Regions from separate parts of the Homo sapiens genome. Here regions 2, 3 and 4 are each linked to region 1. A link is a contact called in ENCODE Hi-C or POLR2A ChIA-PET data. All regions are on one chromosome and are shown on one strand. The core of a region is the stretch at or near the end of the contact, and the rest is flanking DNA. Distances in the headings are between cores, read along the strand shown. Region 1 holds the start of STARD6 (StAR related lipid transfer domain containing 6). Region 2 holds the start of CFAP53 (cilia and flagella associated protein 53). Region 3 holds the start of CXXC1 (CXXC finger protein 1). Region 4 holds the start of FECH (ferrochelatase).

Region 1 (2,806 bases), core at 209-2,708:
TTACCTTTTTCGTATCCCTTTTATTTAAAGAAGTTTAAACTCACTCAAGTAAATTTGTTTGGATAAGCCTGACCAAATGTTTTCTGTCTTTGAATGCCGAACAGGCTACTGATTTTATTTTACAAAACCTTGAAAGAGAAAGCTGTTGTATTGGTCTCCGTAAGTGGGTGATAACATTTACTAGTTATTTCAACTCACAGGACAGACAAAAAGAAAATGCACAATTTAAGTTTCATTATGAAAAGTTTTCCAACTTTTCCCCAAAAGAGTATACAAAAGTAGAATCGTTCAATAAACCCCTATGTACTCATCATCCTGCTTCCAACAATCGCTGAACAGACCCCAATTGTAGCTAAAGTGGGTAGGGACCCACCCACTTCTCCCCACTTCAGCCACAGGATTATTTTGAACCCCACATATCTCATGCAAATCCCATATATCTTACCATTTCCTCCGTACAGGCTTCAGTTCGAATCTCCAAAAGAAAATCCATCACGCGGAAGAACAGAATGTTAAACTTATTGACAACAAATTTTAACTAACTTTGATTCAAAAACAGAATGTTCAGTGTTAAATAGCCAATGGGAATATCGCACAGGAAATTAAGAACAACTCTTGGAAATAGCTCTGTGACTGCTAAGTTAGGAAAGGGAACGTTTGTTTACTCGGCAGCAGAAAACCAGGAACCCACCGACCGGCCAGCGAAGGTCGCCCGTCTCCAGCAGTGCGCATCGTTCCCCTACCCCGGGCGCCCTGAATTCCAATTTTTCCAGTCCCAATCAGGCGACACCCTCCCTTTGGTGTTCCACCGCCCGTCAGTCACAGACACAGACAAGTTCTTCAGTGAGATGCTTTTCACTCCGAAACCATTTATTCAGCAGCCAGGGCGAGCGCAGCAATGGACTGAAGGAGAAGTGTTCCGAAGCGACAGCCCCAGAGCGCAAGCCCCTTCCTGTCGCCGCCTCAGGTCCGCAGACGCCCGTGTGAGCCCCCTCCGCCGCGTCCCGCGACCCTCCCTCGCCCAGGGGGCACTCCCCCTACAGTGTTCTTCCTTCCACAGAGACTCCACAAGCGCCCTCCCTCAGGAGACGTCTCCTCCTCTTTCCTCGCCACTCTCCTTTCGCCTTTTCTCGGCTGTCACAGGATGGGACAACCCTCGAAAAGACACCCTCCTTTCCGTCCTAACTCACCCCTAAGGCCCCAAAATAAAAATAAAGGAAAACAAAAACAAAAACCGCACACTTCCACAGCTCTCCGCCGAAAGCTCAGGCCTGTTACCCAACGCGAGACACCACAAAGCATCCCCAACCCGGACACCGCCCCGCCTCAGGCTCGGCTCACTCGCAGCTTCCTCCGCAGTCACAGCAGAGCTCGACACCCGCGCTCGCTTTCAAACCGCCCCAACATGGCGCCGGCCTGCGGTGCGCATGCGCGGCAGTGGGGCGCCGGGCGCGAGCGGAGATGAGGGAGCGGCCGGAGAAGAGAGGATGCTGTTGAGCGTTAGGTCGCGACCCCTGCTGGAAGGTGCTGTTTCTCCCTCCTTTCTGGGGCTGGGAATGGGGGGATGTGGGCTGCATCCAAGTCGCTGCCCCCCACGCCCTTCCAACCTCCGTCACAGCTATTCTCGGCCAGTTTGCGCGGGGACTTGCTGATCTCCCTTCAGCCGGCCCCGGGGTCTGCGGGAGGGGACTGGGTGGGGAGGGAGACTTAAGGGCGCTGGCGGCTGTCGTTCCGGTCGCTGAGAGTCTGCCCCACAGCTCCAGTTTTTCCAAGTGAGTTCAGCCTCCCCGCTTCCAGAGCATCCCCCGCCAAAAATAAGATATCGTCTCAGCTAGTAGGCAGTCCCCCCTCACCACTTCTTTCACTCCCTCTTCAGTGCCTTTCCTCTCACACCCCGGAGCCTCTCACACACAAAGCAGATGGGAGATTGGAGACCCGAGTTTAGCCAGGGATGGGATTTAACAAACTCCTAGGAAGCCTTGATTCCCAGGGAAGAATGGCAGTGACCCCGCACGGATTGGGGACCCAGTCAGGCAGCTCAGAAAGAGGGTCATTGTACAAACAGATGTAAAGACTCACTAACATGTGTGAACCTGTCTGTAAGTCTGGAAGGAATCCAGTTTCAACCAATTGGTGTATCAAAAAAAGAGGCCATCCCAATGTTGGTTTATGTTTATTTTCCACTGACCCTATGAGTGAAGATATCCTTGACCATGAGTCCATCTGAATATGTTCCAGCTCATCCGACGTTCCACCACCATGTAATACAATTGTAGTCTTACTGTTTGCACTTTCTTCTTTTTACCCTTTGTAGCCTACTAAATTTTACCTTCCCTTTTCTCTTAGCAAATGAAAAAGTCCGGAAGCTATAACGTTCAGTTTAGTGGTTAAACACAGGTCTATTGTGGCAGTAATAGTTGGTGATTTGAAAATAAGACATACCCTGCTAGTGGTATGTCCCAATAATCTTCAAAGTCTCTAGATCAATTAATATCAAGTAGGTTTCCAATAGGAAATCAAGAACGGTGTTTTATATGCTAAGACGAGCCCTGGTCGGGGATTAACAATCCTTGTTAATTGTTAGTGACGTAAGCTTAAAAACTTAAATTTTTGTATCCACGTTCCACCTAAGTGTCTTTTTAAACTGAGTTCCTTTAAAATAGTTTCTTAAAGATTCTTTTTATAAACAGTATCTTTTAAAGTTTTTTGTACTATATTTTTCTTTCATCTTGGGGCATATATGTAGCAAATGTTTCCTAATGAAGACAAAGTATAGATAAAGGACACTGAGAAGATATAAAGAAAA
Region 2 (2,806 bases), core at 119-2,618, 4.1 Mb after region 1:
CGAAGTGGGTGGTTTACAAATGATTAAGGAATGCTAATTTACAGTAAATTGCGTCCTTAAGAGGGCATACACATTAGTTGTACTTATTATATGTCAGTTTGACGTAGGTACTGATTTGTTGCATGTGCTCACAAGTGTTCTATGCTCACCCCCACTTTAGAATGGGAGTATCACAGTGTCATTCTTAATTGGCTTTTAGGTATTACCACCTTGCTCTTGACTGGAAATGCAACTGTGGTTACCACCTGTGCTGCAGGTCCGTCCTGGTTCCCTGATTTGTGTTTCCTGTTCTGCCTGGATCCTGATTCTCAGAAACCAGTTACTGGACTTCTGATCCACATCCTGACCCTGGTCCACTGTGACCCTCAGACTCTTAATTATGCTCCACCAGGTCGTGCCACTGCCCCACTAGTCCATTTGATCTGCCCCCATCCTAGGATATCCTGAGTCTAAGCCCTGGTTTCTGCCAATGGCAAATAGGAAGATTTTATTAACAGGTTTTAAAAAATTATTATTATTACTGGTTATTTGGTTTGACAAGGCACTTAGGCTCCCTGAGCTTTGCCTTAGCTGGAAAATAAGGATAGTATTACTTGCTATTCTATCAACCCTGTAAGATATTTGCGGCCACGCGCGGTAGCGCACCCTGTAATTCCAACACTTTGGGAGGCCGGCGGGAGGGGCAGTGGGGAGGATCGCTTGAACCCAGGAGCAGGAGTTCCAGCCTGAGCAACATAGCGGGACCCCCTGTCTCTTCAAAATTTGTTTTTAAATTAGCAGGGCGTGGTGGCGCAGGCTTTGTAGTCCCAGATACTCTGGAGGCTGAGGCCCAGGAGGACGAGGCTGCAGGGAGCCATGATCACGCCACTGCACTCCACCCTGGGCGACAGAGCGAGACCTTGTCTCAGAAAAAATCTGTGAGGTTAAAAGGCTGTGTGTGTGAAAATATCTTGGAAATTGTAAAGAACTACACAAATATAAGGTTTTCCTGTGATTATTACCGTCATCAAGATTAACCTACAGATAGTGCAAAATTTAAGCTTCCCAAAAAATGTTCGCTAACCTTTTTCATACTTTTAGACCATTACAAGATATAAATAGCAAAGTCAACTGGAATTGTAATTAGAGCTTTGATTTTTCTTGGGCTAGAGGTTTTTTCTGCCATTCTGATGAACCCTGGAGGAAGGGAGCAAGGTCGGCGGGATTTGGCCGAGGGGCGGGGTGAGGACTGCGCAGGCTCAGCTTCTCAGCTGGAAGAGGAAGTCCCGAGTGCAGGCGTCTGCGGCCCCCATGGTGACCAGACCGACTTCCGCCCGACCCGCCCACCTCTACCGGCCCCTAATCCCGCGAGGCGCACCATGGCAACCAGACTTCTGCGTCGCGGAAGCGGGTCCCGCAGGTCGCCACGGTTGGGGGAAACGCGGCGGACGCCGCCCCCGTCCCGAAGGGGACTCGAAAATGTACAGCCAGCGGTTTGGCACCGTACAGCGGGAGGTTAAGGGCCCCACCCCCAAAGTGGTGATCGTGGTAAGCACAGGATATGTCTGCCAGACCCTACAGCTTTCTCCATCTCTCCGCACTCCAGGCCTGGCCTATCCCACTTCGGCCCCCACCCGGGGCCTTCTCGAGGGGAACGGGTGTCGCCTGATGCAGTGGGTTGAATTTTGAAAGAAGGAAGATAAGGTCGCTCACCTATCTACCCCACCTCTCACCCACTCATCTCCCTCTGTTTTCATCCTTACAGCCTTTCATCTGCCCCCAAAGTTATAATATTTAGGTTCTGTTTTTGGAGAATCACCACTAGGGATCTTAGGGTTTTTCAGTCTCCAAGACACCGGAAGGATGTCTGTCCCCCATGCAGTGGCGAGTGTGTGTTATGGAAAGGGCACCCGGCCCAGAGACAGATCTGGGGGCAGGGCGGGCCTATGATTTGGAGCTGGTCTTTCACTCCTAGGAAAATCGTCTGAGGAAGGGGAATTAGGTTGTGAGTGGTTATAGCACCCAACGCCTTTCCTGTGCCAACTCAACCAGTAACCATTGCTGGACAGAAGTGTCCCTTCAGACCTGGGAAAAACTCAGGTGCCTGCCTCTAAGGCTGGAGTGGTAGTAGGCCAGGAAAATGTGCTTGCTGCAGAATTTGATGGTTCCTGCTGAGAACCTCAGACACTATTGGTCCATACATGTAGATTTTTTTGTTTCTACAAATTAGTTTCTACCCACCAGAAAACTAACATGTAGGCAGAGTTATTGCTTGAGCCCCTGCTGTGTGCGCAGTATTGTGGGAGATACAGGGGTGGATACAATGATCCTGGAAGGTTAACTCTTTATTGAAGCCTGAGCCCTCCCTTCAAGGAGCTTATACAAGTCAAGTATCCCTTATCTGAAATGCTTGGGACCAGAGATGTCTAGGATTTCAGATTTTTTTTTTGGATTTTGGAATACTTGCATATACATAATGCAATATCTTGGGGAGGGGACCCAAGTCTAAACACAGAATTTATTTATATTTCATTACCTCGAAGGTAATTTTATTTTCCCCTTGGGGATGCTGAATAAATATGTGTTGTTTGCTTGTGTTTTGACTGTGACCCCTTACATGAGGTCAGGTGTGAAATTTTCCACTTATGTCATCATGTGGGTGCTCAAAAAGCTTCAGATTTTGGAGCATTTCAGATTTCAGATTTTCAAATTAGGGGTGCTCAACTTGTAATCCAATTGCAAAAAAAAACTTAGGTAGAATGAAACCACTAAAGGTTAGCACGGTAAATAATGATGTGCTATATTGTCTGTGATGTCAGTTGATGGA
Region 3 (2,806 bases), core at 178-2,677, 4.1 Mb after region 1:
GTTTTGTTTGTTTTCCTTTTTGCAAGTTTGCAGGGAGTCCATAGAATGGCTTCCAGGCGGGCCAGGCACGCGGTGGTTCACGCCTGTAATCCCGGCACTTTGGGAGGCCGAGGCGGGCGGATCACCTGAGGTCGGGAGATCCAGACCATCCTGGCCAACACGGTGAAACCCCATCTCTACTAAACATACAAAAAAAATCAGACGGGCATGGTGGTGCATGCTTGTAATCCCAGCTACTCGGAAGGCTGAGGCAGGATAATCGCTTGAACCCGGGAGGCGGAGGTTGCAGTGAGCTGAGATCGCGCCATTGCACTCCAGCCTGGGCAACAAGAGTGAAACTCCGTCTCAAAAAATAAGTAAATAAATAAAAATAAATAAATAAATACATAATAAATAATAAATAAAATAAATAAATAAATAAATAAATAAATAAATAAAGCCTGGCTTCCAGGCTCCATCTTACAGCTGTTAACCAGAGTTACACCTGGTATATCACATTTGTATATTTGTAAATTTGTATATCACATTTCACAAGAAATAATCAGGGATGAGCATACAGATCTATGTTTAAGAATGTTCGTTGCAACTTTATTTAGAATAATATTTGAAAATGTTCTAAATGCTAAACAATAAAGAAATGGATAAGTAAACTGTGTTTAGGCTTATTGTGCAGCTTATAGAACTAAAATAAGATTTGATATTAGTTTAAGAATTGTTTTTAAATAAAAATAAAATAAATAGAAGCCGAACCGTGCCAGGCCTGGCAGAAGAATGACAAGTGGGAGGAGTAAAAGCCGGAAAGAGTGGTGGCAGGTGAAGTCGGAGACGACAGAGGAACTGGTTTCCTCCGCCCCGCAAGGCACACAGCCTGCCGACGCCCCATTAATACATGTGGAAGGGGAAAGAGACTGAATGGAGGAATGAATACAACTTGATCCAGGTCGTGCTTCGGAAGCGGTCACTTTACCTGTGAACCTCTCTGCCTGACAAACGGGCAATGTACGGAATCAACCACCAAGATGGCGGCGCCCGTGAAGAATCCGCAATTAGGTCGCCGTCATATGTCGCCTAGGAACGTACGGAATTCGACCCACGTACGGAATCGGATTCCAAGATGACGGCATCTATGAGGAAGTCACGCAGTAGGTGCAGCCATGTTGCCTGTACGTCGAGGCCGTACAAGCAGCCGCCGTACGGACTCTACTGACAAGGTGGCGGCGCCCTCGGGAAAGCCACATTAGAGCGCGGCCATGTTCCCGGCGAACATATGGATTCGGCCACCATACGGATACGATAAGCAAGATGGCGGCGCCTGAGGGGTCTTGGGGGCTCTAGGCCGGCCACCTACTGGTTTGCAGCGGAGACGACGCATGGGGCCTGCGCAATAGGAGTACGCTGCCTGGGAGGCGTGACTAGAAGCGGAAGTAGTTGTGGGCGCCTTTGCAACCGCCTGGGACGCCGCCGAGTGGTCTGTGCAGGTTCGCGGGTCGCTGGCGGGGGTCGTGAGGGAGTGCGCCGGGAGCGGAGATATGGTAAGTAGCGGGTCCAGGGAGGGGTTCGGCGGTGGAGGTCGGTCGGTTGGCAACAGTGGGGTCTGTCGGCCGACTCAGGGGTCTGTGGTGAGCCATAACCGGAGTCTGTGGACTGAACGGCGGGAGTCTATGGGCAGAATGATGAACCATCTGGGAGTTCTATGGTGAGCCACGGTGGGGGGCTCCTTAATAGAAGTTTAGTGGGGACTCCGTGTGGCAGTTCCGTGGGAAACCATGATCGGGGGTTCTTAGGGCAGAGGGATAAGCGGGTTGTAAGGAGTCACATTGAGTGGTCTGTAGTGAGCCGTGACGAGGAGTCCGTGTCCGGGTATCCGTGGACAGCCGCGACTGGGGGTGGGTGCGGGTGCCAGGTGGGTCTATGAGATAAACAGGGAGGGGTGCGTGGAGAACCGCGATGGGAAGTCCGCAGTGAGTTACGCGGGGTCTGTGAGGCGCCACGATGGAGGGTCGCCATGACCCATTAGCGAGTGTGGACGCAGGGAGCGGGTGTCGGTGGGTGCGTGATGGGAAGTATGGAGCAGAGTAATAGGATGTCAGAGGAAGGGATGGGGGTCAGTGGGGACTGTGATGGAGAGGTTTTTTGGGGGCCCCGATGTGAAATCTGCAGGCAGAGTGGGGATCCCTGCTGACCACGGTGGAGTTGTAATGGGGGGATGAGCCGCCACGGTGGGGGCTGCTTAAGGATCCGTAATGGGGGTGTCCTGCAGGAGGGAGATGGTTCAGACCCAGAGCCTCCAGATGCCGGGGAGGACAGCAAGTCCGAGAATGGGGAGAATGCGCCCATCTACTGCATCTGCCGCAAACCGGACATCAACTGCTTCATGATGTGAGCGCGGGAGAGATGGGCGGGGCTGACACTGGCAGGGTGGGGTGAGGCCGATGGGCCGCGCCCCTCACATCTCCATCGCCTGCCCCATCCTCTGCAGCGGGTGTGACAACTGCAATGAGTGGTTCCATGGGGACTGCATCCGGATCACTGAGAAGATGGCCAAGGCCATCCGGGAGTGGTACTGTCGGGAGTGCAGAGGTGAGGGCCATGGATGGACAGGGAAGGCAGGTGGGGCTTCAAGGGAGGAGGAGGAGCCACAAGGGGGGGTTATGGGGATTAGTGATACACGTCTGTGGTGAGCTGGAATGGGGCTCCATTGTGAGTAATAGAAGATCCCACGGGAAGAGGCAGCTCTGCCCTGGACAGGGGTGCAGAGTAGGTGGGTGGGTCAGTAAGGGAGCGAAGAGGAAGAAAGAGGTTTTGG
Region 4 (2,806 bases), core at 150-2,649, 3.2 Mb before region 1:
AGAGAAGTATGTTATCCATGAAGATCACCTCTTTACAGGGCAACTTAAGAAGACTATAATTTTTTTATGAGGGTAGAGAATAGCCACACATATAAGGAAGGTGGGTTGATACCTGGAGCAGGTTTTACTGTGCTTTTCTCAGGACATCCGCTTGGATATGAAGATCATGTAGGTAATATGAAAGGCTATCCATTTAATTTGACATTTTGCATTGGGCTTATAACCATCAGGAGGACCAACTTTAATAAGAAATAAACTAATTCCATCAGTAGCACATATTTAAGCTACAGAAAACTGGGTTTCAGCTGAATCTAGACTCCATCTTCCCTGAATGTTCCATATGGCTTGCCCCCTTTGCTCAAATGTGTATAAGGCCTTTGCTCGAATGTGTGAGACTCTGACCCACCTGCTTCAAATTGCATTAGTCCCTTCCCCCACCCTACCCCATCTCTTTTACCTTGCTTCATTCTTCTTTTGTCCTGAGAGGGAAAAAGAAGAGGGGAGGCCGTGGAAGGGCTCCATCATTCAAAGTATTACATGTTGTGATTATTTTCTGTGTCTCCCCTAACCCCATGTAAGCCCCCGTCTACTCTTTTCACTACTGTTTTCCCAGTGCACATAGTAGGTGCTCAATATTTGTTCAATGAATACCGATGCCTGAGACCTTTCTGTACCAAGGGCTGGTTTCCTACTCCACAATGCACTGAACATATATAGGCAGGGTGGGCTGACGGAGGTGTAGGAATGAAATGGGCGCCTGTTCCTCCCAGTGATCTCAGTGTGCGACCTTGGGGGCGGGACGGGCGGCTAAACTGGGAAGGTGCGCGGATATGATACAGACAAACCTCATCATACCGTCCCTCCAAGAAATGCACTTGCCAGGCTGGCCTTCACTTTTCCTAATGCTCTTCAGTGAGTTTCACCTGTCAAATTCTGCTACACAGAGAGGGTGCAGAGAAACTGAATAATCCCTTTTTCTATTCTGAAAATAAAGCAAAACAAAACAGGATCTGCACACTTGTGTTGTGACTAGGCAGGCAAACTGGAGAACTGAGGCAAAAGCATCCTTATATCTAAATAATAGTAATGGAAACGTCGAAAAAAGTTATTTGCTGAGTCATGGCTGAGGATCCTGACTTCGCTAGTTTGGCAGATGCAAACAGGGCACGCAACTAGGAGTCCAGCAGGTTTTGCAGTGACCTGCGATGGTGGTGGGGAGCGGGCTTCTAGCTCAGCCCCCGGGCCCATTTTCACGCAGGGAGCGGCGCCCAGCTGGGGCGGGCTCTCCGCGAGGGGCGTGTCTCTGCCTGGCCTCGCCCGCCCCGGCCCGGCAGCGAATGAGCGGGCGCGCCGGGAGGGCGCGAGGTCAGGGGGCTGGGGACGCGCGTGGGGATCGCTACCCGGCTCGGCCACTGCTGGGCGGACACCTGGGCGCGCCGCCGCGGGAGGAGCCCGGACTCGGGCCGAGGCTGCCCAGGCAATGCGTTCACTCGGCGCAAACATGGCTGCGGCCCTGCGCGCCGCGGGCGTCCTGCTCCGCGATCCGCGTAAGTGGGTCTGTCGCGGCGGCCGCCAGGGCCAGGATCCCTGAGAAGGCGTGGGCAGAGCGGGCAGCTGGCGCCCGGGCCCTCGCGCCCGGGGGATTCGGGGAGCGGCCTTGGGGGTGCTGCGAGCAACCGGGCGAGGGGCGTCGCGGAGAAGGGAGGGCTGAGGGCAGCACTCAGGGCTCGGGAGGCCGCGGGGAGGGCGCCCGGATCCAGGAGGCGCAGGTTCAAGTCCCATCGGTCGGCTGGGTGGCTTGGAGCAGTGGCTGGAATTTCCCAGAGCCTTGGTTATTGTCACCTGCAATAACCAGGCTGTTGAGAAGATTACGCGAGGGAAGGTATGTTATGGGCCTGCCATAGAGGATAGTAAGGAAGGCATCTTCATCATCACCACCATGGACATCTGCCCTGCAGTTCCCTCCCTGCTGAGGAAAGCCCATGGTCCTTGGTCCCTCTGTGCCCACTTCTCCTTAGCAGCGGGACCCCCCGTGGGGCAGCCTGGGCTAGCGTTTTCTAGAGATATCTGGGGAACTTGTAAGACCCAGGAACAGCCTCCCACGTTTCTGATGCAAACCGTGAATAGGTTGTGACCACAGGATGAGCTGATGGGACTGTGGATCTCACACACCTGGCTGGGACAGCATTTCCAACTGTGACACCTTGAACAAGGCACCTAACCTCGCCAGAGCTTTGGTAAATGTACATTGAAATCCTAATTTTTTTTTTAAGGCTTGCCTTGAACATGAGCACCTTGCCTGGCACACAGTAGTACACAGGCATCCTCAAGATGTCTAGCCATTCATGCAGAAGGCTGCCACGAATAAGATGCTTATTCAATGCATCCGAACGGTGACTGGACACAGACCGGACATATTTTTCTAAGACGTTCGTCAGTCTGACACCTACTTGGAGTGGAGGGAATCCCCTCTGAACCTCCATATCTCATTAGACGTGCCTTTGTTAGGAAAATACTAAGGACCCAGTGTACAATGAGGCTAGCTCACTAAGGGCGCTGGGGGACAAAGGGCATTGTTTTTTAAGAAGAGGCAGCACAGTGCCAGTCGTGGGGCTGAAAGAAGTATTGAACTAATCTTTTCTTTCACTGACCTTTCCTGTGGCAAATAAAGTCTGACAGGTCCTAGATTTGAGGTCGTGGAACAATATGTGAAACTTTAAATTATTTGTAGTCTAGGTTAAAAGTGGAAAGATTCAGAAACGCTAGCAGAAGTAGATTTGGAGTCTTATTTGTGTTACAGACTTTG

What was found. A loop is a pair of places that touch in the nucleus more often than their neighbours do. ChIA-PET counts read pairs that join two places held with the same protein, here RNA polymerase II (POLR2A). Pooled maps may share reads with other maps.
Region 2: a pooled map shows a loop between it and region 1 (4-fold over the local background). The contact joins the promoter of CFAP53 here to the promoter of STARD6 in region 1. A Hi-C loop is called at or near these places in 4 of 50 pooled maps.
Region 3: a map of CD8-positive, alpha-beta T cell shows a loop between it and region 1 (35-fold over the local background). The contact joins the promoter of CXXC1 here to the promoter of STARD6 in region 1. A Hi-C loop is called at or near these places in 1 of 168 maps with a recorded cell type or tissue (CD8-positive, alpha-beta T cell), 1 of 37 single-sample maps with no recorded cell type and 8 of 50 pooled maps.
Region 4: a loop to region 1 is called in a pooled map, with 16 times the contacts of the local background. The contact joins the promoter of FECH here to the promoter of STARD6 in region 1. A Hi-C loop is called at or near these places in 4 of 50 pooled maps. POLR2A ChIA-PET finds 5 or more read pairs at or near these places in 2 of 52 experiments (OCI-LY7 and T-cell).

Annotation. Positions count from the first base shown.
Region 1 is chr18:54,356,510-54,359,315 of GRCh38, reverse strand. It overlaps STARD6 (StAR related lipid transfer domain containing 6), which reads left to right and starts at 1,458. Exons shown (of 8, transcript NM_139171.2): 1 at 1,458-1,524. It overlaps C18orf54 (chromosome 18 open reading frame 54), which reads right to left and starts at 1,410. Exons shown (of 9, transcript NM_001288980.2): 1 at 1,241-1,410; 2 at 446-542. RefSeq lists enhancers at 824-893, 395-906.
Region 2 is chr18:50,265,057-50,267,862 of GRCh38, reverse strand. It overlaps CFAP53 (cilia and flagella associated protein 53), which reads left to right and starts at 1,368. Exons shown (of 8, transcript NM_145020.5): 1 at 1,368-1,527. The coding sequence starts at 1,459. It also overlaps a transcript of MBD1 not described here. RefSeq lists enhancers at 1,403-1,472, 1,643-1,772, 1,119-1,964.
Region 3 is chr18:50,286,313-50,289,118 of GRCh38, reverse strand. CXXC1 (CXXC finger protein 1) reads left to right here and starts at 1,427. Exons shown (of 15, transcript NM_014593.4): 1 at 1,427-1,532; 2 at 2,261-2,379; 3 at 2,480-2,580. The coding sequence starts at 1,530. RefSeq lists enhancers at 1,004-1,373, 1,484-1,573, 1,694-1,813, 2,634-2,683.
Region 4 is chr18:57,585,295-57,588,100 of GRCh38, reverse strand. FECH (ferrochelatase) reads left to right here and starts at 1,399. Exons shown (of 11, transcript NM_000140.5): 1 at 1,399-1,547. The coding sequence starts at 1,481. RefSeq lists silencers at 1,218-1,577, 1,588-1,647, 1,658-1,707.